2 separate regions of the Homo sapiens genome follow, and region 1 is linked to region 2. A link is a contact called in ENCODE POLR2A ChIA-PET data. All regions are on one chromosome and are shown on one strand. Each heading gives the region's core, a stretch centred on a gene start or an enhancer-like site at or near the end of the contact. The rest is flanking DNA. Distances are from core to core; before and after follow the strand shown. Region 1 holds the start of WIZ (WIZ zinc finger). Region 2 holds the start of TICAM1 (TIR domain containing adaptor molecule 1).

What was found. ChIA-PET counts read pairs that join two places held with the same protein, here RNA polymerase II (POLR2A).
Region 1: POLR2A ChIA-PET joins it to region 2 with 10 read pairs in activated B cell. The contact joins the promoter of WIZ here to the promoter of TICAM1 in region 2. POLR2A ChIA-PET finds 5 or more read pairs at or near these places in 2 of 52 experiments (GM10248 and activated B cell).

The regions. Positions count from the first base shown.
Region 1 is chr19:15,446,216-15,451,957 of GRCh38, reverse strand. It overlaps WIZ (WIZ zinc finger), which reads left to right and starts at 2,002. Exons shown (of 13, transcript NM_001371589.1): 1 at 2,002-2,160; 2 at 3,591-3,855. The coding sequence starts at 3,651. It overlaps MIR1470 (microRNA 1470), which reads right to left and starts at 2,410; the gene lies at 2,350-2,410. RASAL3 (RAS protein activator like 3) reads left to right here. Exons shown (of 18, transcript NM_022904.3): 18 at 20-334. The coding sequence ends at 163. RefSeq lists silencers at 1,978-2,107, 2,158-2,277, 2,628-2,737.
Region 2 is chr19:4,827,374-4,833,552 of GRCh38, reverse strand. TICAM1 (TIR domain containing adaptor molecule 1) reads left to right here and starts at 1,841. Exons shown (of 2, transcript NM_182919.4): 1 at 1,841-1,939. RefSeq lists silencers at 1,705-1,994, 2,005-2,124.

The DNA.
Region 1 (5,742 bases), core at 753-3,252, about 11 Mb before region 2:
ATCACCACTGCCTCCCCAGGAGCACCGCCTAAATGAGATGGAGAGAACTCAGGCTCAGCTGAGGGATGCTGTCCAGAGCCTGCAGCTTTCTCCAAGGACGCGGGGGTCTTGGAGTCAACCCCAGCCCCTCAAAGCACCCTGCCTCAATGGAGACACCACCTGAGCTGCCCATCCTGCCTCATCACACGTGGTCTGGGAGCAGAGAGATAGCCATCTTAGGGGGGGTGTCTGACTTTGCCTTAGCCCTACTTGGCCTACAGTGGGGAGTGGAGCTGCTGGTCCCAACCACTCTGGCAGTATGAAGTTGCCCAGTAAAATCTTGATTTCAGTGAAATTGGTGGTTTCTTTGCCCACTAAGAATTGCCAATTCTTAGGCATTTGCCCCGCAAGCCCTATTCATCTCTCCCAAATTCTCCCCTAATTAGAAGTCTCATGGAGAGGGCCATGTACACAAGTTCTCACCAGCTGTGTGACCTTAGACCTTCATTCTCTTAAGAGCCCGTTTTCTTATCTGTGAAATGGACGTAAAGTTCCCTACACAGTGAGAGGACCCATAGTTAAAGGCATTCGATAAAAGGTATTCACCATTGTTATAGGCAGCACCTGCTTCTCAATGAAGCATGGATTCCACCCCTGGCAACCTCCCAATCCCACAGTGAGAGCATCTTCCTAGGCCCTCCTCATGTCACGGAGGCCATGGGTCTGGGAGGCGGATAAAGGAAGGGGGTCAGGTGTGGAGATGGTTGGATACTGTGTATGAATGATTGGGTAAATGAGTCATTCAAATCATGGGTGAGTGGATGGGTGAGGGGTAGAGTGGGTGGAGCAAACGGCAGACGGATAGGTTAGCATTTGCTGGATGTTTGACCTGGTAGGTGAGTAGCTGGGTAGTTGGTTAACCAGGTTGGGTATGTCTGCCTAGAAAAGGCCTGGTTCATAGTAAGAAAAAATTTTTTTCAATGTTGTGATTATATATATCATATGTACATATGTTGAGGTCTCCTGAGACGCCTGAGAACTGGGCAGTGGAGAAACAATAATGAACTAGACAGGACTCCTGGCCTCATGGAACTTACATGTTAGTGGAGGGACCAAATCAACAGACAAACTGGTGGATGGATGTTTGGGGGGCTGGGCGGAAAGATGTGTGTGGGGATGGTTGGGTACTTGCTTGGTTGTATGGATAAATGAGTATTTACTTGGGTGCTGGATGAATGGGTGGGTAGATGGGAAGTGAATGGGTGGGTTGAGTGGGTGTTTGGGTGAATTAATAGGTGGTTGGAGGGGTGGGTGGATAGGTGATTAGTTCATTGGATAGGTAGATGAGTGATTGATAGATTGAGGAAGTGGATGAGATAGCTAGGTGGTTAGATATCTGGATACATGGTGGATAAGACAAGACAACAGGCCATGATGTGTGTCTGATGGGGTAGTCCTGGAAGCTGTGATCCTGGGAACTGGGTGGAGAAGGTGACTTAGGACTGAAGACCTAGGGCAACTCTAGGGACATGGAGGTGCTGAAGTCCAGTGTGGATGATTGGGAAGGAGGGAGTGAGCTTGTGGTTGGAAGGTAGCTGATGGGGGGCAGGGGACAAAAGGCTAAAAATTGGCTGGGTGGAGTCTTCAATGACCTATCAATGACCCATCAATGACCCATGGGGGAACTTCTCTGCACCCTCCCCACTCTTTTAGTGCTTTTAGCGAGCCTACCATTGGAAGTACCAGTGGGACGATAAGGAGCCATTGGGGTGTGGGACGACAAGGGTGTTGTCATGGTAACGGGGCCTCTCCCTGGACTCAGGCCGTGCGGGCCCTTTAAGGGTGACCCGCTTGGCCACTCCCAACATGGCGGCGCGCCCGCTGGCCGCCCCCCCCGGGGCGGCGAGGGGGGGGGGGGTGGGGTGGGGGGGGCGCCCCGGACCTCCCCATCATGGCGGCGCGGCGGGGCTGTCGCGCTGAGGTCACGGCGGCGCGCCGGGGGGGCGGGGCGGCGGGGGGAGCGATTTAAAGGGACAATGTCCCCCGAGCGGTGGAGGCGGCGGCGGCTGCGGAGGCCGCGGCACCGGCACCGGGAGCGGCAGCGGCGGTAGCGGCAGCGACGGCCGCACCAAGGAGGGGAGCTCCGAGCCCCGGCACCTGGCCGGCGGCGCCGCCTCCCCGGTGAGGCCCGGCCCGGCCTGGGGAGCCCGCGGGTGGGGCGGAGCCGTAGCGGGGCGGGGGAGGCCCCGGGCCGGGCCGGGCCAGGCGGGACCCCCCGGGGCGGGGGCGGGGGCGGGGCCTTCAGGGGCGGGGCCTGGCCGGGGGCGGGGCCGTGCAGGTGGGGGGAGGGGCGGGGGTCTTGGGGCAGGTGTCCCCCCTACCTCGGCGCGTCCCGCGGGGTCTCCTGCCCCGGGGTGCACGGGCGGAGGGCTCATCCCCCGGACCCTGGACCCCCGAGGAGTGGGCCCGCGCGGCGCAGCCCCCACCTCTGCGACCCCTGGGGGGCGTCCGGGTAGGAGCCCCCTCCCCACGCTGCCAAAGTGCTCCGAAGTTGCGGTCCCGCCCGTTCCCCGCGGGCAGTGCCCACCCAGTGGACAACCGCAGGTGCTTCCTCCGGGCCTGGGTAGGGACCCCCACCAAGACTGCCAGCCCACGGAGGAGCCCCCTGGGAATCCCCAGGCCCCCGAGGGCAGCGCCTGCAACCAGGCCTGGCGCCCCGGCCCCGCCCCGGTTGCCTGGGCCCGGCCTCCCCACCATCTCCCTGGGGAGGGCGCCTCATTCCTGCCCTTCACTTTCCGCCGTTACCTTGAAGGTATTTATAGGTAGAGAGGACAACCCCCGCTCCCCAGGGTCCTCATTTCTGGACCAGGAGCCCTATCGTTTTCTTTCGCCCGAGGACTAGAGCAATCTTGGTTGGGGGGTGGGGGGAATGGAGGAGCCCAAGCTGGGTATGCATGAGGGATAATGTTGGGGAGAAGCGAAAGGGTTAATGCTGGGGTCACTTGAGGCTGTGTGTGTGGAGGGGGGTGAAGGGGTTAATGCTGGAGAACCCTAAGGTCCTGTGTGGGGGAAGGGTTGGAGTGTGGGAAAAGTGCAGGGATCATTGGTATGGGACAACCCAATGGAGAAAAGTAAAGGGGTAATGATGGGAGACTCCTGACGGTGTATAGGATCAGAGTGTACAAGTGGCTGGGATTCTTGCCGAGGAAACGAAGGCATGGCAGTAGGATGTGCGTGTGCATGGATGTGAGGGCAGGACTGGGGAAAGTGCAGCTGTGTGTGAATGAAGGGAGGCGTCTGGAGAAATGGTAAGATTGATGGAAGAAGACCAGGTGGCTGAGTGTGCATGTGTCAATATGGGTAAACTGAGGCAGTGCAGGATCTGTATAAAGGGGAGGAGTTATTGATGGGGAGACGGAGGCATGCTGAGGGTAGGGGCCATTGGGATAGAAGGTGTGTGGAAAAGGTCTGAACACCATTAGCTCCCCTGGGCTGGGAGGTAAACTGAGGCAGTGAGCTGCAAAGTTGAGGACTGAGGTTTTGAGGGATGGGAAACTGAGGCAGATTCCCTTTCCTCCATCCCCTAAGCACTTCCTTCTCTCTATCCCCAGGCCCACAATGCCCCGCTGAGCCGGTGCAGCAGCTGAGTGGATCCAAGCAGAGAAAATCCGATGGAGGGGTCTCTGGCAGGCAGCCTGGCTGCACCAGATCGTCCCCAAGGCCCAGAGAGACTGCCTGGCCCGGCGCCAAGGGAGAACATCGAGGGTGGGGCCGAAGCTGCTGAGGGGGAAGGTGGCATCTTCCGGTCCACCCGTTACCTGCCTGTCACCAAGGAGGGCCCCCGAGACATTCTGGATGGCAGAGGTGGCATCTCTGGTAAGAGAATGGGCCGTGTGGCCCCCAGGGAGCATCCAGCCCATTCCCCAAGGCTCAGAGAGAGTCAAGTCACCCAGCGCAGCAGCGGCTGAGCTGGGATGCTGATTCCGCTTGGGTCCAGAGCCTTTTCTTTGTACTCTGTTTAGTTTCTTATTTGACAGTTGTGAAAACAGGTGTCCTGGGAGCCAGTGACCAGACCAAGGCTCCCCACTGGGTGGTATGGAGCTGGGACTTGAACTCAGGTCAGCCTGGCTTCCTCCTCTGAGCATACTAATTGGGTCCAGAGGCCCATCTCAGCACCCCAGACTCCCTGCCCCCAGCCCACTTATTCCACAGGTATTCCCCACTCCCATCAGTCTATCCCAGCTCCCTCTGGCTGTCTGGGTGTATCCTGTTCCTGAACCACGGGCCAAAACAGCTTCTGTAGTGGCTAGGGAGAGGCTGGGTAGTCAGCGATGCTGGCTACCCCTTGGTTTACCCAGCAAAAAGGTATCTCACACTCTCCCCACCTCCAGACGTGTTATTCATTCATTAAATACTGAGCACCTTCGGTGTGCCAGGGTATGTGCTAGGCACTGGGAAGACAGCTGTAAACCAAAGAGGCAAGAATTCCTGCCCTCAAGGGGCTGACACTCTAGTAGGGGAAATGGACAACAAGCAACTAAACAAATATCAGAAGGACAGGTAGTGACAGATGCTGTGAAGGCATTAAACAGAGTGCCAGGATCATGCCTGGGAGACCTGGGAGACCCTCCCTGATAGAGTGGCATTTGAATGGAGCATGGAGTGAATGGTGGGACGGGCATTCTGGGTGGAGGGAACAGCCAGTGCAAAGGCCCTGTGGTGGGGAGGAGCCTGACGTGTCCAAGGACCTGGTAGGAGGCTGGTATGCCTGGAAAACAGTGGGCTGATGTATCACACCCCCCACCCCCATCTCCAAACACCTCATCAAGGGCTTCCTCCGTGCCAAGGCTTTTGCAAGATCATCTTCTGTCATTCTCCAAAGAACCCTGTGGAATAGCCTTCATTATTATTATCCCGTGTCAGAGATGGGGAAACTGAGACCCTGAGCGGTGACATAAGTTGCCCAACGTCACCTAGCCAGGGAGTAACATGGCTTGACAGCCCTCACTCTTAACCACCCTGCTGCATCCTCACAGATCCTTGACCTGCTCTGGCCACCTTTACAACTCATGATGCTCGGATATTTATAAATACACAGCATCTTCTAGGGGCCACGCCCTGGGGCACAGCGGTGACTGAGCACACACCATCCTCGCTCTCATAGACCCCACCATCTGAGGCTGGGGAGACAGATGTTATGATACCGTGTTATGACCCGGTGTTATGTCACCAGGTGTTATGACACAGCGGCTGGGGCTGTGATGAGGAAAGCACCTGGTGGGGAGCAACCAGGAGTTCCTGCAGGAAGTGAGAGGTAGGATGAGGGACAATGAGCCAGACCAAGGGGGAAGCAAGCATCTAGGCAGGGGGCTGTGTACATGCCAAGGCTTAGAGGTAGCTGGTGGCATCTGCAGGTGTCAGGCAGTGGGGTGGCAAGGTGAGACCCCTGAGGGCAGAGGGTACACCCAACTCCAGAGTATCAGCACTCAGGGAAACTTTAGCAATCCCCTCCTCTAAGCCATTAATAACTGAGTTAATAACTGAGGCTCAGAGAGAGGCAGAATCTTGTGCCAGGTCGCACAGCCGGCCAGGGCTGGGCGGGGACTTTGATTTTGTGGGAGCCTGAGGGTACAGGCTCTAGGGATCCCAGGGTCCTCTCTGGGTCTGGTTCCGAGGGATTGGACATCTCTTCTCTACCTCGCAGATGCCCCAGGTCTGGGGAGAGGGGAAAAGCAGGCAGGTAGGTGCATCCTCACTCCCACT
Region 2 (6,179 bases), core at 592-3,091:
GGGAGGCTGAGGTTGCAGTGAGCCGAGATTGCACCACTGCACTCCAGCCTGGTGACTGAGTGAGATTCTGTCTCAAAAAAAAAAAAAAAAAAAAAGTCTGGGCACAGTTTTGCATGGGTACAAGCACCTATGAGACACTCCTTGAATTGGTAATTTTGGGGTGGGAGACAGAGAGGCCAGGAGGATGTGTTTAACTTTCTCTCCCCCACCAGCCCTGGAGACCCTGAAGGGTAAGACCATTTCTGTCTTCCCCGCTACTGTATTCCCAGAGCCTAGACGTTCCTGGAACACAGTCAGTGCTCAATAAAATTTCTCCCTCACTGGAGAGAAGTACTCAATAAGGGGAACTGTGGGGGATTTGACATCAACATAACTTCCATTGCTATCTCCCTACAAGAACTTTTAGGTGAACTTCAGCCTGGGGTCCCTGAGCCTCTTAGGGGTGTTCAGGGTGTCTGTGAATTCTGATGGAGGAAAAAAATTTCACATCTTTATTTTCACTGACTCTAACTGATAATTACCATTCCCTCAATTATTAATGAAGACAACCACAGGACCTGGGACTTTGTCCGTTTGTCCCTAATAAAAACCACAGATACTTTCAGATTGCATTGCAACCAGAAACACATCTGACACTTGTCACCACGGCAAAATCACTGTGATTATTAGATCTTATTTAATGTGGTGATAAAAATAATATAGGCCAGGTGCGGTGGCTCACACCTGTAATCCTAGCACTTTGAGAGGCCGAGGCGGGAGGATTGCTTGAGCCTGGAAGTTTGAAAGCAGCCTGGGTAATATAGGGAGACCCCGTTTCAAATAATAATAATTATTATAATCATAAAATTAGGCCGGGCGCAGCGGCTCACGCCTGTAATCCCAGCACTTTGGGAGGCCGAGGCGGGCAGATCACCTGAGGTCAAGAGTTCGAGACCAGCCTGGCCAACATGGTGAAACCCCATCTCAACTAAAAATACAAAAATTAGCCAGGTGTGGTGGCACGTGCCTGTAATCCCAGCTACTCAGGAGGCTGAGGCAGGAGAATCGCTTGAACCCATGAGGTGGAGGTTGCAGTGAGCCGAGGTCGCACTACCGCACTCCAGCCTAGGCCACAGAGTAAGACTCCAACTAAAAAAAAAAAAAAAAAAAAGGGAGGCCGGACACGGTGGCTCACACCTGTAATCCCAGCACTTTGGGAGGCCAAGGCAGGTGGATCACCTGAAGTTGGGAGTTCGAGACCACGCTGACCAAGGTGGAGAAACTCCATCTCTACTAAAAATACAAAATTAGCCAGGTGTGGTGGCACATGCCTGTAATCCCAGTTACTCAGGAAGCTGAGGCAGTAGAATTGCTTGGACCCGGGAGGCGGAGGTTGCAGTGAGCTGAGATTGCGCCATTGCACTCCAGCCTGGGCAACAAGAGCGAAACTCCGTCTCGGAAAATAAATAAAAAAATAAATAAACAAACAAACAAATAAAATAAGAGAAATAAAATAAAAACAGCTGCTACATTTATTTCCTGGAAAGCACCTATCACTAACGGAGATGATCCCACTTTACAATTGTGATTACTTTCTCATCTGGGACCCCCGCCCAGATGACTGTGGGCTCCCCGAGAGCAGATGCGAGTTCTTCTGGCCCCCTGCAGACAGTAGGTGCTCACACTTGCTGAACGTGACCGCAAGGGTTGGGAAGAGAGCGCATGGGTGCGGGGCGACCCGGGGACTTTCCCGGTGCTGCGGGGCAGGACTCCGAAACCGTGACCTCACGTCCCACACCCACCCGGGACGCGGAAGGGGCGGCGCGCTTCCTTCCCAGGGCGCGGGCCGCGGGGTGGAGCCAGCGCCCTCAGCGCGCTACGGTCCGCGGGCAACTCCGCAGAAGCCCCAGCCCCCAGGACCCCAGGACCCAGTGGCGCAGCCGGCAGCCCCGGATCCCTGGTAGGTGGGGAAGGGGCGAGGACGGGCCTGAGGTGGAGAAGGTGTCGGGGGTGTGGGGGGTGGCCCTGAGCCCGTGCCGCTCGCCAGGGCTCCAGGCCACCTGGCCTCCCTCTTAGGGCCCCGGTGCGGAGGAGGGGGCCTGGCGCCGCGCGTTGGGAGGTTGACGTTCCCCTCAACCTCCAGCTCCCCGCGCTGGTGGCCCAGATCCTCCCCCACTGTCGGGATCCTCCCCAGCACCCTGGCTTCCTCCCCGACAGCCTGACCCCTCCCCCAAACCCCAGATTCCTCCCGGACACCCCAGATTCCTCCCCAACACCCAGGATTCCTACCTGAAACCCCATATTCCTTCTCACCCCAAATTCCTGACACCCAAGCTTCCTACCTCACACCCCATATTTCTCTCAACGCCCTGAATTTCTCCCTGACACCCAAGGTCCCTCCCTGATACCCCAAATTCCTCCGTGACACCCAGGACCCCTCTCTGACACCCTGGATTCTTCCCCAACACCCAGGATCCCTCCCGAATACCCCAGATTCCTCCCAGACACCCCAAATTCCTCCCTGACACCCCAAACTCTTCCCTGACACCCAGGATCCCAACCTCACACCCTGTACCACCACACACCTTCTTCCTTTCTCCCCCTCCTAACGGTTATCCAGCCACATGGGCTTCCTTACTGTTCCTCCAGCTCACCAGGCGCAGTCCTGCCCCAGGGCCTTTGGGCAGGTGGCTTCACCTTCCAGAAGCTTTCCTCCCTGATCTCCACCCAGCCTCCTCCCTCAGCTCCTTTAGGTCTCAGCTCAATGTTACCTCCTGTCCCCAAAGGCCTCCCTTGACCACCGTGGTCCCCTGTAGCCCCTTCCCAGCCAGTCTCTCAGAGCCACACAGCCCCCGGCTCATGGCTTTCACGTTACTTTTCATTCTCTGAAATGATCTTGGGTTATTTTCTCGCTTACTGTTGGTCTCCCTGAACCAGACTGGGAGCTCTGTGAGGGTAGATGTGCCTGCCTTGATATGCAGTGGCACTTTGAACAGTTCCTGGACCTAGTAGGTGCTCAATAAATGCATATTCGATGCATGAAAGGCTGCATGAGAGTGTGGGAAGGAGAGTGGGAGAGGTGGTTAAAACATTTAAAAAGGACAAGGTGGGAGGATCACTTGAGCCCAGGAGTTCAAGACAAGCCTGGGCAGCATAGCGAGACTCCACCTCTACAAAAAAATTCAAAAAGAAAGTTAGCCGGGTGCAGTGGTTTATGCCTGTAATCCCAACACTTTGGGAGGCTGAGGCAGGTGGATTGCTTGAGCCCAGGATCCTGGGTAACATGGGTGAGACTCTGTCTCTACCAAAAATACAAAAATTAGCCAGGTGTGGTGCCGCACACCTGTAGTCCCAGCTACTCGGGAGGCTGAGGTGGGAGGATCACTTGAACCCGGGAGTTCAAGGCTGCAGTGAGCCGTGATCCCACTACTGCACTCCAGCCTGGGTGACAGAGTGAGACCCTGTCTCTAAAAAAAATGAAATGGGGCTGGGCAGGTGGCTCACGCCTGTAATCCCAGGCAGATCACCTGAGGTCAGGAGTTTGAGACCAGCCTGACCAACATGGCGAAACCCTGTCTCTACTAAAAATACAAAAATTAGCGGGGCGTGGTGGTGCATGCCTGTAATCCCAGCCACTCAGGAGGATGAGGCAGGAGAATCACTTGAACCCAAGAGGCGGAGGTTGCAGTGAGCCCAGACCACGCCACTGCACTCCAGCCTGGGCGACACAGCAAGACTCTGTGTCAAAAAAAAAAAAAAAAAAAAAAAGAAATGAAATTAAAAATCAAAAATTTTTTTAAAAAGGAAGAGGAAGAGAAAAAGTCTGCCAATATTTATTGTCACACTAATATTATTATATCAAGCTCTTGCTCCTTGCTGGGCACTGATCTAAACTTTTTAACCATATTTTCGCATGAAAGCTTCAAAACAGACTCCCATTCATCCTAAGTACCAGTTCATGTGGGTGTTATAAATGAGGAAGCTGAGGCTGAGAAACAGACCACACAAGCCGGCAGGTGGCAGAGCCAGAACCCTCCTACCCCATGGGTGTTTTTGTCCCGCCAGGCGCCTGCTCTTCAGAGTGAGGAGTGGACTTTGTCCCAGCCATGGACAGTGAGAAATGAAACTTGCTGGGTCTCGAGAAGGTGGAGGTGGCAGTGGGCAGGGGAGGCGGGCGGGGGAAGCTGGGGCAGTCACTGAAATAGAGTTGAGTTCAGGCCCGGGGGGGCAGAGAGAATGAGAAGAAAGACCACGTGATTTTAGAGATTTGCCAGGCATTCAGGTGGAGATGGTCCTGCCTTGATGATTCTAAGTCTGGCTGGCTTTGTCGTGTTTTCTGCAAAACTCCCCTGAGTCCTTCTTGCAAGGAGGTTTCAGTCTTGCATGCTAATGTTTGTGGGGCATGCGTGTGCCAGGCACTGCTTTAAGAGTCCTATACAGGCCGGGCGCAGTGGCTCATGCCTGTAATCCCAGCACTCTGGGAGGCCAAGGCAGGCGGATCGATTGAGGTCAGGAGTTCGAGACCAGCCTGGCCAACAGCCTGAAACCCTGTCTCTACTAAAATTACAAAAACTAGCAGGGCGTGGTGGCTAACGCCTGTAATCCCAGAATTTTGGAGGCCAAGGCAGGCGGATCACGAGATCAAGAGATTGAGACCATCCTGGCCAACATGGTGAAACCCCGTCCCTACTAAAAATACAAAAATTACCTGGGCATGGTGGCATGCACCTGTAGTCCCAGCTACTCGGGAGGGTGAGGCAGGAGAATTGCTTGAACCCAGGAGGTGGAGGTTGCAGTGAGCCGAGATCGCGCCACTGCACTCCAGCCTGGCGACAGAGGGAGATTCGGTCTCAGAAAAAAAAAAAAAAAAAGATTATCTGGGCGTGGTGGCAGGCTCCTGTAATCCCAGCTACTCAGGAGAGTGAGGCACAAGAATCACTTGAGCCCAGGATGCGGAGGCTGTAGTGAGCCTAGATCGCACCACTGCACTCCAGCCTGGGCGACAAAGTGGGACTCCGTCTCAAAAAATATATATATGTATATATATTTTACTGACATGTAGGCTGGGTGCAGTGGCTCATACCTGTAATCCCAGCACTTTGGGAGGCCAAGGTGGGAGGATCGCTTGGGCCCAGGAGTTCCAGACCCCGTCCCTACAAAACATTAATAATTAGCTGGGCATGGTGGCATGTGCCTGTAGTCCCAGCTACTTGGGAGGCTGAGTGGGAGGATCACTTCTTAATCCCAGGAGGTTGAGGCTGCAGTGAGCTATGATCACACCACTGCACTCCAGCCTGGGTAACAGAGCAAGATCCTGTCAAAAAACAACAACACAGGAGGCTGAGGCAGGAGAACGGTGGGAACCCGGGAGGCAGAACTTGTAGTGAGCCGAGATCGCGCCACTGCACTCCAGCCTGGGAGACAGACCGAGACTCCGTCTCAAAAAAAATAAAAAAAACAAAAAAGAGTGTGAATTCTAAGTGTTAAACTCAATGAATTTTCAGCATGACGCCCAGCCCCACTGCTACCCTGTCCCAGCATGGCCCTTCTCCACACTTTATCATCTATGCCCTCTTATCAGCTAAAAATTGGAGGGTACGTGCCAATGTATGTTTGCTTTTTGCTTGGTAAGTTATACACACAACCGTTCCCAGGAAACACCGGGAGGTGGGAAGAGCAGTTGATTCGTGGATCATCGAACTTAACGGGGGGTGGGGGTATTGGACCGTATTCCAAGTAGTTGTCTTGATCATTTCAAAAAGTTTTGGCCGACTTGTGGTCCCACCTGAATATAGGATCTTTTTTTTTTTTTTTTTGAGATGGAGTCTCACTCTGTCACCCAGGCTGGAGTGCAGTGGCACCAACTCGGCTCGCTGCAAGCTCCGCCTCCCAGGTTCACACCATTCTCCTGCCTCAGCCTTCCGAGTAGCTGGGAGTACAGGTGCCCGCCACCACACCTGGCTAATTTTTTGTATTTTTAGTAGAGACGGGGTTTCACCGTGTTAGCCAGCACGGTCTCGATCTCCTGACCTCGTGATCTGCCCGCCTCGGCCTCCCAAAGTGCTGCTGGGATTACAGGCGTGAGCCACCGCGCCCAGCCCATTTTCATTTTTATCCCATTTTATGTAGAGCTTACAACAGAGATAGAAGCTGGGCATCTGGCCTTTTTCTTTTTTTTTTTTTTTTTTTTTTTTTTTTTT